Linked DNA regions of Homo sapiens: region 2 is linked to region 1. A link is a loop called in an ENCODE intact Hi-C map of the cell type or tissue named here. Cell type or tissue: MCF 10A. All regions are shown on one strand. Each heading gives the region's core, and the rest is flanking DNA. Links, peaks and the distances in the headings are about the cores only.

Region 1 (8,333 bases), core at 155-8,154:
GCTTGGGTTTTGGTTTATGTGTGTTTTGCAATTAGTTCATATGGTCATGGATGCATACTGTTTATTGCTAGAATGTAACAGAGGTCAATGTCAATTTTATTCATGATTTCTATTTTTATAATTATAATTATTAAGAAACCTTATTTATATAAACGATAGATGAAACAGAAGGTAGTTCTGTAACAGAAGGACTTTCAATTCTTTGAACCCCTTTCCAAGTCATGTGCCCAAAAATTCTATCATCAAAGATTATTTTTAGATCTATCAGCTAACAACTCAGGTCTTCTTATTTTGTCGAAACCAATGAATTGGGAAACCATCTGACTTAAGAAAAATATCTTTCAGTTATTAGAGTCAATTATCTTCTTAGAACCTATACCAATATTTCAGATCTTCCCTTTGGTGCCCTGGAGACTTTCACACCCTGTGGTGATGCATCTTTGTAGCTTTTAGTGAGAGTTTTACAAAAAAAAAAAAATGGAGACAAAGAGAGAGAGAGAGTCATTGTGAAAGGGTTCCCTTTTCTTCAGGCGCCTTTTCTTCAGGGACAGTGAGGATCTGGAAATTGGTTTCTCAGGCACTCATTGGAAAGTCCTTATGATCCACTCCCGCTGGGGGACCCCTGGTCTAAGAGACATTCTGGGGATGAGCACAGACTCACCTGAGAACATGCACCCAGGCAAGAGACTGAGTTTCATGCTTCTTCACCTTAAAGCCACTCCTGGCAAGAGAAGAAACATAAAAAAGCTAATTTGGAACCACACTGACAACTGTCAAGGTATGAAATGGGACAGAGAGCAGTGTGTGCAGATAGAAGCCAAAGCGTACAGCACCACACACACCATACATCTACCTGTGAGAGAGGCAGGGACACCTTTTATGCCTCTGAGTTTTCTCTGGAGAGAAGAGGTAAGCAAAGACCTAGAGCGGGGCTCATTCTCTGAAAAGACCCCCTTGCTTGCTTCTGTGAGTTTTCAAACACTAGCACTCTGATGTCTATGGTTTTTAATTACACACCACCAAAAGCTTTTCAGACAGTAGAGCCTTAGCAGCTGGAGACATTCAGTTCCTCTGAGCCTCCCTTGCTTGGCTTTGACATTCATTAGAAAAATCATCACGCTGGACTGGTTTCTTTAAAAATTCTTTATTTCACCAAAAGCCACAGAAGTCTCATAAAACAGTTCCAGTTAGACTTGTGTGTTCACAGACAAGAACTGTGGTCAATAAAAAGTGTAAAAATAAAAATATGTGAGTAAACGGTTACCATTCCTATTAAGTAGTAAGATGGAAGATGAATGCCACATATTACACCAAGCCTGAAGCTGGGGAAAGCTTGAACCACCTGTTATTTGTAGACTAGCACAAAATTTGTGATTACAGGACTAATTGAGATTCTGTTCTGTTTTAATAAACTTAGAATTTTCAGTAAAAACACCGTGACCAAAAAAAGAAAAAAAATTTGCAACTTCTTTCTTTTGCAAGAAAAAATAAAAAGACAACCACATAAGTTACCAGAATGTGCATAATCATTACTTCATGATCTTCTTTCCCTAGTTTTCCTACTGAGTGCCACCCTCTGCCACCAAACTCAAGTTGAGCTGACTCAGTAAAATTAACTGTTCCAAGCCAGTAGCTTTATCTTACCAAAAGTCAATGATTTCCAATATTAAATAGCAGAACAGTCCCTCAAACCACTGCTTGAGGCCAAGCCAGCTCTTGGTATTGTCAAAGCACCACGTGACACTTGCCAGGCTAGGGAGTGCAAGTTCTCACACCTAAGGTGTAAAGGCCAAGCCCCACTCCCTGAGGTGCGGACACCTACAAAGCTTAGCTAACTCATGAAGTGGCCAGTGAAATACAAAAAATCATCAAAAGATCAAACTCAGAAGCAAACCATGCTATGGAGAGATGGCTCAGGGAGGATGGGAGAGAAAACTGCCAATGGTCCCAGGGACAAACAGAAACAGCAGGAGTACTTACAACAGAAAACAGAGAAATTTCACTTGTTTAATAATCCCGATGCACCAACAAAATTAAGAGACAGGAAAGACACAGAGGGAGAAAAAAATCATGTAAAGACTGGAATATTCAACTCCAGTCTTGCAGATGTAAAAGCTGCACAATTCTTTCTATGAGGTGAGATACTAATTTAAAATGTCATATTCATGAATGTTATCACTAGTGAGTGAATGATTAACAGACCTCAACCATAAGAGAGACTGGTAGAAACACTCAGAAATGCCGCAAATTCAAATTTGTAGATGAAAAGTAAACTTCCAAGAGGTCTAGCACTGCTTTCTTGTATAAAGAACAAGAAAACAAGATTTTTGGTTGCATAAGGACCTTTAAAAAAACCTATTAAGTGTATTAGATCAAGAAGTTCATTTGACAAAAACAGAATAGGGGAAAAAGGCTACCTACCAGGTGAGGGTGGTAGGACTCGAAAGATGGTATTTCTTGCTACTGATTATAAAGTGTAGAATGAATTACCCTCTCTTTGGCCCAGATTTCATCTTATTTGACATGAATGCACTGCTTGCATGCAACTGAAAGGCTCACAAACGACTCCTTATCGACTTCAGTAGGCTGAAACATCTCACATTTAGAGGAGGAAGTAACTAGGCAGTGATGTGCCCAGTACATACCCCAACTACTGTCTAGAGAGAACTAAATAACCTTAAAAGCCACAAAAGAGGGCACCAAGTCAATAATATTTTTCAACAACCATTTAACTGCTGATATATAATCAAAGAACAGATCCAGAGTTACTAATGACATTTCACTCCCCTTAGACGTTCTGGGGCTGCTGAAGAACTGACTCCTACATCGCTCTATTTTCTTGGTACTTTAGTCCATCCTTCTGCTCTTTAAACTTCTGGGTGTCTTCCTTTCTGCTGTAACTCACCATGGCATCTGGAGTTTTTCTTTAAGTCATAGCAACACTGAGAAGCATTTCCCCAACTGATCTATAGTGACAACTACAAACACAGTGCTTCTTGCACTCCTTTTCCATACTTCATGCTGCAACTCCTTGGTCCTTCTTTATATCTACATTTTACTGAAACGTTTTAGCAAAATGTCACAGGGCCGCAAAAGGAAGTACAGTCATGTGCCACGTAATAAACTTTCGGTCATGTGGTGGTCCCGTAGGGTTATAATGGAGCAGAAAAACTATTGCCTAGTGATGTCCTGACAATCCTGACCCTGTGTAAGCCTAGGCAATTTGTGTGTCTGTGCCTTAGTTTTTAACAAAAAAGTTTAAAAAGTAAACAAATAAGTAATTTTAAACAAAGAAAACTTATGAACTAGGGATATAAAGAAATAAAATATTGTGTATAGCTGTTCCATGTGTTTGTTTTTTAAGCTAATTACTATTACAAAAGAGTCAAAGCTTCTTTAAAAGTTCAAAAGTTGATAAAGTAAAAGAGTAAATTTAATTTACTATAGAAGGAAGAGTTTTTAAAAATAAATTTAGTGTACCTGAAGGATACAGTGTTTATACAAGCTACAGTAGTGTACAGGAATGTCCTAGGCCTTCACATTCACTCACCACTCACTCATTGACTCACTCAGAGCAACTTCCAGTCCTGCAAGTTCCATTCATGGTAAGCGCCCTCTACAGGTGTATTATTTTTTATCTTTTATACCATATTTTTACTGTACCTTTTCTATGCTTAGATATGTTTAGATACACAAATGCTTACGACTGTGTTACAATTGCCCACAGTAGTTTGTTTTCTTGTTTTTTTGTTTGTTTGTTTGTTTTGTTTTGTTTGTTTTTAGACAGGGTTTTGTTCTGCCAGCCAGGCTGCAGTACAATGGCAAAATCATGGGTCACTGCAGACTCAACCTCTTAGGCTCAAGCAATCCTCCTGCCTCAGCCTCCTGAGTAGCTGGGACTACAGGCATGCACCACCACTCCCAGCTATTTTTTTTAAAAAACTTAAGAGACAGGAGGTGTGTTTTGGCAGCGGGGGGCATCTCACTATGTTGACCAGGCTGGTCTCAAACTCCTGGCCTCAAGGGATCCTCCCACCTTAGCCTCCCAAAATGTTGGTATTATAAGTGTGAGGCATCACACCTAACACCTATAGTATTCAGTACAATAATGTGATGTACAGGTTTGTAGCCCAGGAGCAATAGGTTGTACCATTTAGCCTAGGTGTGTAATAGTCTACATCACCTAAGTTTGTGTAAGTTGACTTTATGATGTTCACACAAAAAAATCACCTAAGGATGCATTTCTCAGAACTACCCTGTGGCTAAGCGATGTATGACTGTATTATAATGTACTCAACTAAAGTTTTGTGATAAACTAATCCTGTAGCAAAGTTAAACTGAAACTTGATATAGAATGTGACCTTAAGTGATTACGCTGAAAACTCCAAGGACCTTGCAAAAGTCAGATGATTTCCCAGGAGAGATGAGAGATGGGGGGACTGATTAAACCAACTAATTTACTCAGTTTTATCTGATCATTTAAAATATTCTTGATTCTAATTGGAAATTTACCTCCTTGCTGATGAGTTAGAAACTACATATGGAAACAAGAATGCTCACCAAATTTTAGTGGTAGATTTGTTTCCAACAAAAGATCACAGTTTTCTGTTTATGTAAAAAGACTTTCTACAAGACCCTTTTGAGCCATTTTCTACACGTTATTGATACTACATAGGTAATTTATAGGACTGGAATTTCTGTTTTTTCCATAAAGAATCTGAAGACAGTGGCCAGCACTGACATTTGAATTCTGTCTATAATGTGACTCCTGACAGCCTCGCCAGGATTTCTGAAAACCGTCGAATCTCTACCTACCTATCTTATGCCACTCTTTATTTTTTTTAAACATAAAGACGTCTCCAGGCCCAGGGAAAGGAGCTTACCTCATTAAGCTGAGGATTCAGAAACAAGACAACAATCTGAAAAGGAAACGTCTGGTATTTCTTTTCTTTTTTTTTTTTTTAATACTCTAAGTTTTAGGGTGCAGCACACCAACATGGCACATGGTATTTCTGATTCTACACAAGTTAGGCCAAATAGGGAAGACTATAGGATAATGTTATAAGCTTTGTATCAACCTTGGTGGACCTCAAAGGTAAATTCAGTTCACCAAAGCCAAAAGTAGCCATCTGACAAACTCACAGAGAAGACACAGAGCGTGACACCCAGCACCCACTGTCACTCATTATTCAATGTGACTTTGCCTTCTTGGGTGATTCTAATATTTCTTTAACATGATTTCCAGTGGGAGAACAAAAGTCACTGCTTGTTAAGGTCACAGTTGGTTTAAAGGGATCCATGGATTTATCAAAGTTATTTGGGTCAAAGTGGTAGAAGCCCTCAGAAGACAGGGTTGGGGAGTTCTGCAGAATGGAGTGGCTCCCAAAGGGGTTGAAGCTGGGCTTATCCCACTGACTAGGATCTAGCTTGGAAGACACTTGGGAGAGAGGCCCATCTTATGCCACTGTGTCTGTAGGCTTTTCGACACCTGCTTACTTACTGATACCATCTTTTTGTATCTTGTGAGTCAGTTTGCTACCCGGTTTCTTGCCAAGTTTCCTTGGAAGGGCTTTCGTAGTGCTGGGAGTTTCTTTAAGGTCAGGAGGAGACTTCTGGAACCCGGCACTTCCTAACAAAGAAGGACTTGTGTTCTCATCCACCTCTTCAGGACTGAAGTGGTAGGATGCCTTGGGGAGAGGTGTGCCTTCCACAGCAGTGCCGGCATCTGAGAACTCTCCTTCAATTGCTTTCTTCCTCAGAGGGACAGGCTTGGGCTTTCTCAGCTTGCTTCTTCTGCTGGGCACAGGCTCTAGACAGGAGTTTCCAACTTTTAGATCAGCTTCTGTGGAAGCCTCTAGGGTGACTCCCATGTCACCTTCTGTCATTGCCTTGTCCTGGAGGGCGTCTGGAGGGCTAGAAGGCAGGCCTTGCCTGAGACTGCAGTTACACAGCCATGAGCTGGTTTTGTTCTGACGGCTGCCAGGATACCCGTGGAATCCTTCGCTTCTATTGAAAATGGCCTCACGATGGAAATGTTGCTAAAATCATATTCAGGTTCTTTGAAATCCTTGACTGAGAAAGAGTCAATGGCCTTCTGTGGTGCCTCATTTTCTGACAGTTTAGAACAAGTCTCAGATGAACATTTTTCAACCACTTCTGCTACCAGCTTTCCTCATCAGCTTCCTGTGATTCTAAAATGAAACACAAAACCGTCCATTAAAGAATTGTCTTTCTGGCATTGGTAAATATTCTCTCCTACCTGAGTTCACATAAGCAAACAGCAAGTTCTTCCCTCTTTGCTTTTATTAAGCATCTCTAAAGTTCAGCAAGGACGGCAGCACAGCCTAAAAGAGAACAGCTGGCACAGCACCCTAAAATGAATTCTTGATCCCAAATTGTGTATGCGCATTATCCAAGTGATATGAATAACAAGTACACCAAAAGAGCTATTTAGAAAAATGATAGAGCAAGAGTCTATATGCTGCAATGCATATTATGTGATGTTAACATTCTATAGGTTAAAACTGGTCTGAACGAATTTTTAGAAACCAACAGCTTCAGTGCAGGGAGGCATATTGGCACTGAGACAGTTCCTAGGCACAGCCTGACAGCTTCAGGGTCAGAACTTTATGGAGTGAACAGATTTGAATCTTTGGATGTTAAAACCACAAGTATTCACAGAACAGAATTTATATAGACTGTTTCAAAAATAAATTAAAAAATAAATTAAGAAACCTACTGTGACCAGCTCAAAATCATCTCTCTGTAGACCTGAAAACTAAAAGAACCAAGAAAGCTAATTTGAAAAACCAGATACGGAAATGGTTTTAAAACAAATAGCCCTTATTTTACTAAGACACAAATTATAAAACAATGAAGTTATTTTTTCTTTAGAACCACTGTCTCTAAGCCAGGCCAGGAATTCTCTAAATCACTTGTGAAAAATAAAAATCATTTTTGACTGGGGTCATACTGGGATAAGAGCTGCAAATATTAGGAAGCTGTAAATGAGGTAATTTTGTTAAACTAAAGTGATTTCCTGACGTAGATACCTGAAACAAGGGTGGTAGAGAAAACTCAGTAAATAGGTGTACATAATATCTCATTATTTTAAAGGAAAATAAGAGATAACCCTCCAAATCCTATTTCATAATCCTAATCCAGGATCAGAGTCCAGTACCAGAAATATCACTAGAATAGCTTGTTGTTTGTTGTTGTTGTTGTTGTTGTTGTTGTTGCTTTTTTTTTTTTTCTTGAGACAGTGCCTCTGTTACCCAGGCTAGAGTGCAGTGGCGTGATAATGGCTTACTGCAGCCTTGACCTCTCAGGCTCGAGTGATACTACCACCTCAGTCTCCTAAGAACTGGAACCACAGGCATGATCCACCATGCTTGGCTATTTTTTATTTTTTATTTTTATTTTTAATGTAGAGATGTGATTTTGCCATGATGCCCCAGCTGATCTCGCTGGCTTAAGCAGTCTGCCTGCCTCTGCCTCCCAAAGTGCTAGGATTACAGGTATGAACCACTGTGTCCAGCCTGTTTTTATTTTATTTTATTTTATTTGAGATGGAGTCTCGCTCTGTCGCCCAGGCTGGAGTGCAGTGGCGTGATCTTGGCTCACTGCAACCTCTGCCTCCCGGGCTCAAGCAATTCTCCTGCCTCAGCCTCCTGAGTAGCTGGGATTACAAGTGCCTGTCACCACGCCTAGCTAATTTTTGTATTTTTAGTAGAGATGGGGTTTCACCATGTTGGTCAGGCTGGTCTTGAACCCCTGACCTCGTGATCCACCCACCTCCACTTCCTAAAGTGCTGGGATTACAGGCATGAACCCCCGCGCCCGGCCTGTTTTTATTTTTTTAAGGGGTCTCTCACTTTTGCTCAGGCTGGAGTGCAGTGGTGTGATCATAGCTCACTGCAGCCTCAAACTCCCGGGTTCAAGCAATCTTCTCACCTCATTTGTCTGAGTAACTGGGATTTGGAAGTTTTTTAAAGCACTCACACACCTTTCTCATGAATATTTTATGATTATTATTGGGTAGTGGTTTATAAATTATACTCCACAGAGTTGCTTCAGATATTCTGCAAATGTCCAGTTTAAATTTTTAAAATATATGTTTAAATATTATTAATACCATAATGTGTTAAAACTTCTCAATGCTTTATAACTAGAATTTGGTTTAAAATATTTCAGGAGGATTTTTAAAAATAGAGATAGTAAGTATGGCAAAATCTTGGTAACTGTTGTCCAGGGATAGGTATACGGGAGTTTCCATTGTACTATGTTCTCTGTCCTACAGTCATGAAATTTTGGTAATTAAAAAAATTTAAAAA
Region 2 (8,333 bases), core at 81-8,080, 180 kb before region 1:
TTCTAGCAGTTTTTTCTGGGAGTGTCTTCTGCAGGAGGGGCCGGTGGGCAAGTGGTCAAGGGTGGCTGTTTTCCCAGCAGTGAGGCACTGGTGGGACAGGATGAGGTGCTGAAGCCCCACTGGCTTGTCCTGGGCTGCAGTCCCCTACCTGGTCCTGTCTGCTCCTCTGGCACCTGCAGGCACTGCCCAAGCACATGTGGCTGCTTTTGCTCCCAGTTCCCTGTCCCTATCTCTGGGGTCCCAAAGATAGAAGGCCCCCGAGTGATCTCATCAAGGCCAAGAGGGCCTCGCAGGGCAGAGAGGAGGCCCCCACTTGAACAGCTGTGGCCTGCAGTCCCCTCCGCGCCTGCTGGACTGGGTGCCAGGCATGACTGCCTGCACTGGCAAGAGAGGCCCTGGCCTGAGAAGCTCCTATCCTGGCAAAAAGCATGCCTGAGCTGGGAAGGACCCAGGCGCTGACCTGACCATCTCACCACTGCTAAGGACAATGTTCTGGATAGCTTGCAGGTCCAGATGTCTGCCAGAGACCTCACTACTTGGTCAGTCTCTGCTAAGGCTCAGAGGAGACTGGGAGGAGATGGGGACCAGGGTTGGACCACTTCTGACTCTGCATCAGTAGCCCTTAGTCATGCCCTTGGTATGTGACACAGGCACAGCGGGTTCGCAGCAGAGCAACCACAGCTGAGCAGGCTGGCCTGTGCTAGCTGCTGCTGCCTTCTGTCCTGCCATCAGCAAATGCAGGGAAGTGCTGTAGAGAGGGGTAGGGGAGTCTTAGAATTAGGGGATCCTACAGCAGGGATCCACAGGCCTTCTGAAGGTGTATCCAACAGAAACTTTGTCTGCTGTGTGTGGTCTGTACGTCCTTGTCTAGCTTTCATCAGAATTCGTTTTGTTTTGTTTTGGAGACAGAATCTCACTCTGTCACCTAGGCTGGAATGCAGTGGTGCAGTCACGGCTCACTGCAGCCTCAACCTCCTGGGCTCAAGTGATCCTCCTACCTCAGCCTCCTGAGTAGCTGGGATTACAGGCACATGCCACCATACCTGGCTAATTTAAAACATTTGTTTTTGTAGAGACAGGGTCTCCCTATGTTTGCCCAGGCTGGTCTTGAACTCCTGGGCTCAAGTGATCCTCCCACCTCAGCCTCCCAAAGTGCTGGAGTTATAGGTATGAGCCACTGCAGCTGGCCTCATCAGATTCTTAAAGAGGCTCATGACCCAAATAAAGTCAAAACTGGGGTGTGGGACACAGAGGGCTCCAGGACTCCCTGCCCCTGCACAGGCCATTGTGGAAGTGAAGTGAACCCTACTCTGGCACCAGCAGGTCACACGTTATGTATGTTAAAGTACATGCTACTAGTGGAGTCAGGTAACAGGGACAGGAGTAGGAAAGAAGGGACATCAGTTACCTCTGGGGATAAGACAGATCTCTCAGATCTTCCAAAACCCTAAAGACAAAACACACTTCATAATTTTAAAATTATGCAATTTGGAAACTTAAACATTGGGTTGTACTGGACACTTTTTGATAACATGGTGAGCTAGGTACCTGGATCAGCTCTTGCACTGAAAACAACTGAAAACCTGGACAAAATTTTATAAATAATCCTTTTAACATGTATTAAGGATTTAGCCAAAAAGCAAGAACTTCTCAAATCCAAACATTTAGCGACTACAGCCACCCAAAAGGCAAGCCAAGGCCTGACACCAGTGCGTGGCCTGAGGGAATTTGCCAGCAACGGGAAGTTGAACTTCCAGTTTCATGACTTCCTGGTGGGCAGAGGGCAGAAGTCGAAACCCATGGCAGGCCCAGATTTCTACAGGAAATCCCCACAGAGCTGAGACCCCAATCAGCTATCTGTTCAAAGTGAGGGGCAACTGGAAATAAATCTGCCTCTCCCAAGGGTATAACAGAAAACCAGCCATTTGAACCTCAGTGCTGAGAGGAGAGAGGTGAAAAACCCTGCTGAGAATTTATCAACGGAAGCCGGTGGTCTCCATGTAGATTTTCAGCCTGAATTCATAAGATCTAGGTGGTCTGAAAACCTCAAGATGGAAGTTCAATTTTCAATGAGACAGAGTGGTGGTGGTCCCAGGTACCTGAAAGATGGAAGACAAATCCCTGCAGGAACCCACAAATAATACTCCAAGGTAAAATGAAATGCTTACAGAAAAAAATAACCACACATGTAAACCAAGGAATAGAATTCATAGCCCAGAAACAATCCTCATAATCTATATACCACATGTGTGCATGATCAGTGAGGAACAGGCTGAGTTTTCTAATCAGTGGTCCTTAGAAGACTGCAAATCCATGTGGAAAAAACTAAAATTATATGCCCACTTCATACCATTTACAAACATCAATTCCAAGTGGATGAAGTATCTACATGTAAAAGAAATATAAAGCTTTTAGAAGAGACTATGTACAATTATCTTTAGGACCAACAAGTGCCTCAGAAACAAAAAGCATAAACAATTTTGATAATGTCCTGGGGCATGAATTTCTCTAGTCTGATAAAATTAGTTTTAGACAGGGATAATATTTGGATTTTTTTCTAGTCCCAGTAGGGCTCTTTTCTTGGTTCTTCCTGGTAAACTTGCTGGCCTAATGTTGACTTGTTGCTTACAGAGTGATCAGCCTCCTCTTTGCCTGCTAAAATCTCCGTTGTTTTTGAGATAGCCCTTAGACATGAATTTGCCCACACTATTTCAAATAACCTCCGTCTTCAGGGGAGAACTTTGGAGTTTGGAACTCTGTGTTCTCATGAGTAGCCTTTACTCCTGAGAAAAACAGCTACACACTCCTCTTGCCACTGGATGGGAGTGGAAGCCTCTGATCTTTTCCACTTGACTTGACTGGAGTGCAACCTATACCCTGTGAGTGAGCTGGGTGAGAGTAGTCAGAGCCTCCATATTCTCAGCCCACTGAACCTGGGGTAGAGCCTCCACCCATGATTCAGGAAGTAGAAAAAAAGAGCCCCTACTTCTCAGCAGCACTCTCTGTCTGGACTTTACCACACAGAGTTGGAGGGGATGATGAGTCTTGGTGGCCTGCCCCTCCCAGGGAGATACAATGCATTCGTTTCCATGGCTAGTGTAAGAAAGAATCACACACTTGGGGTCTTAAAACAGAAATCTATCTTGCCATAGTTCTGGAGGCCAGAAGTCTGCAATCAACACTACAGGACTGAAATTGAGGTGCTGGCAGGGCTGCAGTCCCCCTGGTTGCTCTGGGGCAGGATCCATTCCTTGCCTCTTCTGCCTTCTGGCAGCTGCCAACCTTCCTCTGCTTGTGGCAGCTGCACCCAATCTTTGCCTCTGTGGTCACACTGACTCGTCTTCTTCTGTTCTGTGTTAAATCTCCCTCTGCCTCTTTCTTATAAGGGCATCTGTGATGGCATTTAAGGCCCACTCAGATAATCCAAGATGAGCTCTTCATCTTAAGGTTCTTGACTTAACCACACCTGCAAAGACCCTTTATCCTTACAAGGTAATGTTTACAAGTTCCAGGGATTAGGACCTGATATGTTTGGGGGACCATTGTTCTGTCTGCCATGTACCGTATCTTTTGACTAGGAATTGAAGGGTAAGGGAGCCTCATTTTCTTGGCCACTACCAAGAGGGATGTTTCCAGCAGATGGAGCTGGAGACAGGGTATGGAGTGAGGGAGCAGGCTGTGGCTCAAATGCTACAGATTCTCATGGTCTTGCCAAGTTTCAGTATATTTTCTTGAATAAGTGTTTCTTCATCTGCTATATGCCTCAGGATAATTTTAAGAGGCTTTGAGCTTTAAATTTTTGGATTTTAAAAAATGATTTTTATCTGTCATGTTTATTTTGCTGGGAGTGCATCAATAGAGCTCCTCCTGGGGCTGTTCCCAGTGCAGAATAATGTCTGGTTTTCGTGTTCTTTTTCCTCTTTTTCTGTCTTCTTTTTGCATTAATCAAGTATTTGTGATTACATTTTAGCATTTATTTTGATTCGTTAGCTATAACTCTTTGTTTTGTTATTTTAGTGTTTGCTTTAAGTGCTATAGTGTGGGTCTTTAACTGATCACAGTCCCTTCAAGCAATCTTGGCATCACAGGACTTTAGCAGAGCCTGAGATTTTTATAGTGAGATACTTCCTCCACTCTTCTCCCTGCGTTTATGCTATTGTTGCCAATGCTATTGTCACACTTCACTTTTACCTATCACAGACCCCAATATACATTGTTACTGTTTTTCAAAAGAATCAATTTTCTTTTAAAGAGACCTAAATAATAAATTTACCTATGTAGTTCCCACCCGTAGTGATTTTCATTCCTGTTTGTACATCTAGATCTCCATCCAGTATCACTTTACCTGATGGACTTCTTTTAACATTTCTTGCAGACAAGATCTGCTGGTGATGATTTCAGCTTCCATATGTCTGAAGAAGCCTCAATTTCATCTTCATATTTGAAATGTATTTTTGCTGGGTGTGCAATCCTCTGATGACAGTTTTGTCCAGTCAGTGCTTAAATGATGTCTCTCCACTGACTTCTCGCCTGCATTGTTTCTGGTGAAAAATCTCTTATCTTCATGATCTTTGGTCCTCTTGATGAAATGTTTCCTTGTTTTTCTGGCTGCTTTGAAGATGTTTCTTTGTTGCTGGTTTTAAGCAATTTGATCATGATTGCACCTTGGTTTTCTTCCTGCTTCTTGTGCTTGTGCTTGTGGTTGGCTGTGCTTGCACTAGAGTTTAAAGTGTTCATCCAGTTTGGACACTCTTCAACCACTATTTCTTCAAATATTTTTTTCTGTTCCCACACTCCTTTGGTCACTACAATTCCAACATATATTAGGCTACTTGAAGATTTTCCCTCAATTTGCTGATGCCCTTTTCATTCATTTGTATTCCTAATTCCTTGTGTAGTTCATTTTGGGTAGTCCTTATGGCAATGTCTCTAGTCCACCAAGCTCCTTTGTAATGTCTAATGTGCCGGTCATGCCATCAAGTGTACTATTTATCTCAGACATTGTAATGTTCATCTCTAGAAGTACAATTCAGGCACTTTCATCTTTCTCCTTACCTTATTTTTAATTTTGTGTTTTGAAATAATAGATTCACAGAAAGTTGCTGAAAAAAAAAACATGCAGGAAAGTAGAACTAGGGTTAATGACTAGAAGCCAAGGGAAGCCCAGTGTAGCTCAAAATAAGGATGTGGTTCCTGTCAGAGAAGCCTCCAGAAGAAATGGGCTGCCTGGCATGTGATGAGTTCCCTTTCAACAGGGACCTAGCAGAGCATGGATGCCTGATTGGCAGAAAGGCTGCGGTAAGATTTGTGTATTTAACGCAGAACCAGCTTGGAAGGTACCCTCAGTGAGTTATAGATCTGCTCCAGGGAACGACACCTACACATTATTTATCAGAGATGGAAAAGTGGGGTTGCAGGGAAGGGAGAGCCTCTCCCCTTCTCTGACCCTCAGATTTTGCCCCTCCCCAGATCACAAGGATGAAGTTCCCTCCTGTGGCAAACATTCTCCCAACCTCTTCTTGCCCTCAGCACCTGCTTTAGTTTGGGGTTGCAATGTGCTCCACTTCAGAGGCTGCAATTCTGTTTGGTCCAGTCCAGTTATAGCAGCTGGGCTCTCCTTTGTCAGACACTAGCTTCACTAGACACTCTAGCAGTTAAGAGTGGCCACGTGACCACAGTGGTCACAGTTCAGTCAAGATGAGGAGAAGCTATTGGCAAGAAGGCTTTGGCTTTCTGAAAAATGAGGGAGGTGGAAGAAGACATTTTGCTGGTGCCATCTCTTCCCTTTGTGATACATGTGATGCTTGGGGCTGCAGCAGCCATCTTTGAAGCATGAAGGAAGGTGAGGGGACTGTAGAGACAGGAGCCAGGCCTCACAGGGGTTTAACTGTAACAGGCACCTGGAGCCACCCACCTCTTCATTCTCTGGATATTAGATTGTTAATGCCTTTATTATTTAAGCTTGGGGTTAACAAATTTTGGCCCCAGGTGGGTTTGCCCTCTGCAAGCCACACTCAGTCCAAATCCCTGCCACACCACCCTGGGCCTGAGATTCAGGGCTGAGGGGAGCTGCAGGGAGCCCCCACCTGCTCCATCCATGCACCTGGGCTGGCTTAGGAGAAGGCAGTGCCTATCTCAGCTGCACCCCCACTTCTCTGTGTCATCCAGAGAGACCACCCTCTCTGGGCCTGAGCCACCCACCTGGGACCAGAGAGAAGGGCCTGGAAATGTGCTCCAGGGCTCCATTGGGCCAGCAGGGAGTGGAGGCACCAAGCGTTCATCATCTACCCCAGAGATGGGATAGAAGGTGCACAGACAGGCCAGGTGGACAGGGTCCTCTCCTGAAACCAAGGCAGAGCCTCTGAAGCAGGAGATGGTGGCCCCCATTTAAGGACATCATAAGGGAAGAGGAGAAGGGCAAGATGGTAAGTTCTTGACCCCTGTGACTAACCCACCCAGGCAGAACTGTGTGCCAGAGTAGGGTGGTTGCTTTTGCGTGCAAAAGCCTGGAAGACACAGGTGCTCCATGTCCCTGCTCATGTCTGTCCCACCAGCCACAAGACATGCAGTCAGCCAGCCAAGCCCTACACAAGGATGACACCAGGTACCCGGACCTCAGCCACAGCAATGCTCAGCTTAGAGGCTCTAGAGCAGGGCCAGCATCTTCCTCCAGCCTCCATTGCTCCCCTGAACAGGTCAGCAGGGAGTTCTGCCTGTGCAGGGTCCCACTCAGGTCAGCACTGGTCCTTTGTGGGCCTTCCCTGATGGCTCACCAGGGTGAGGAAGCCCTTTCCAGGACCTCACCCCACGAGGTCTGTGCCTCCCCTGTGGCCCTGCCCCAGTCTCCCTGAAGTCAGGCTGGCATGCATCCTGTGTGCATGCGGGAACCTCCCAGGCAGCCCCAGCAGCCTCTGACCTACTGTGGGCATTGGGAGCCTGTGGGAACTGGCAATGCCAGGGACAGGCTTGGTGCCCAACTCACTCTGCCCTGGCAGGAAGCAGTGCCTGGCCAGCCCTCTGCCGCTGCATTCGAGACTCTCCAAGAAACTGAGTTACAGCTAGTGGTGGCTTGGGGTGGTCCAAGGAGGAGGCTTCTCTGGGCAACTGTGGAGGAGATATTTTTAGGTTCTGCTGTGTTTTTCATAAGAAAATATTTTTAGACCAAATTCATCCTGAGCAACAACATGCGGCTTCTAGCTAATTATGGAATTAATCATCAGGGCTGTGATGGTGTGGGCAAGCAGATGAGGAGCATGCCAGTGCCATTCCACCAACAGGTACACATGCAGGAAGGCCACAGCCACTGAGACCACAGAGCACACTGAGTCTGGGGCACCTGCCACCTCCCTCCCTCAGACTAGCTTGGCCCTGATCCTGCAGGAAACCCGAGCAGTCTAGCAAGGGCTTGGGGGCTTCCCCACAGCTGCAGATCCTCCCAGGGAAAAAGAAAGGTGCAGTTGCCAAGGGCCACCCCTCTCCTGGGAGGTGGGAAGCCCAGCAAAAGTTTGGGGCCTCCTGTGTCTTTTCTCTGGGGCCACTGGCACTGTGCTCCTGGCCATGTTGCAGTCACAAGGCTGGGAGCCAGTGCTTGCTTGGTAACCCCATGGGGCCCAAAGGTCCAGGGGCACAGCACGCAGGTATGTGGGTCATGCCCTGTGAGAGGGGGGCTGTGATCCCTCCAGGGACCAGCCCCAGGCCTGGACTCTGGTGTACCCTGACTCAGGGTCACCGTCTCTTTCCAATTCATACAAAAGCTCATTGAGGGCACTGACAGTTCAAGATGGTTCAGGGGTGCAGGCTCTTCACCAAGAATTCTCCCCGAGGACCCCCTGGCACACCTGAAATCAACCAGGTCTTCCTCCTGCATTAACCCCCATGGGGCACTCCAGAAAAGGCAGTGAGGAGACAAAGCTCCTGGCCTAGCTTCAGGCTGCTTTGGCCACAGCAGAGAAATTCCCCTGAAATTCAGAGACAGATCCTCACCTCAGGCCTTCATAGCCCCTACAGGAATCAGGTGCTGGAGCCCGGCCCAGGTCGGTACCCCTTGCGGCCCTTCTCTCTAATTTCTCTTTCTTCCATTAGACTCAGAAAGCTCAAGTCTCCACTGCCAAAGCCCCTCACAGCACCCTCTACAGCTTGCCCCATCCCTGATGGCCTCACCATCCTCCCTTTTGTGCCCCCAGAAACCCTCAAGTCATCTTTGACTCTTCCTTGTCCTAGACCCACAGGCCTCACCAACCTTCCTCGCTGACCTGCCCACACACAGCATCCTCTCTCCATCCCTGTGCCTACAGTCTGCTGCCACTCAGGCCCTCCCGAGGCCTCCTGCCCAG

Evidence for each region. Hi-C counts contacts between places; a loop is a spot of excess contacts. Peaks named below come from ENCODE experiments on the same cell type or tissue, not always from the same donor. Only the 100,000 strongest peaks of a DNase experiment are listed, where the experiment ranks them.
Region 2: a loop joins it to region 1, with 8 times the contacts of the local background. A loop is called at or near these places in 3 of 110 quality-filtered maps.

Annotation. Positions count from the first base shown.
Region 1 is chr10:37,520,869-37,529,201 of GRCh38, reverse strand. It overlaps the pseudogene TACC1P1. Among named protein-coding and RNA genes, the nearest start is that of LINC00993, 220 kb to the right of the region's middle. In MCF 10A, for the core only: a CTCF peak has its summit at 3,643 (motif pointing left); no DNase peak of the experiment used is centred there.
Region 2 is chr10:37,703,339-37,711,671 of GRCh38, reverse strand. No RefSeq gene overlaps it. Among named protein-coding and RNA genes, the nearest start is that of ZNF248, 150 kb to the left of the region's middle. In MCF 10A, for the core only: no CTCF peak of the experiment used is centred there; no DNase peak of the experiment used is centred there.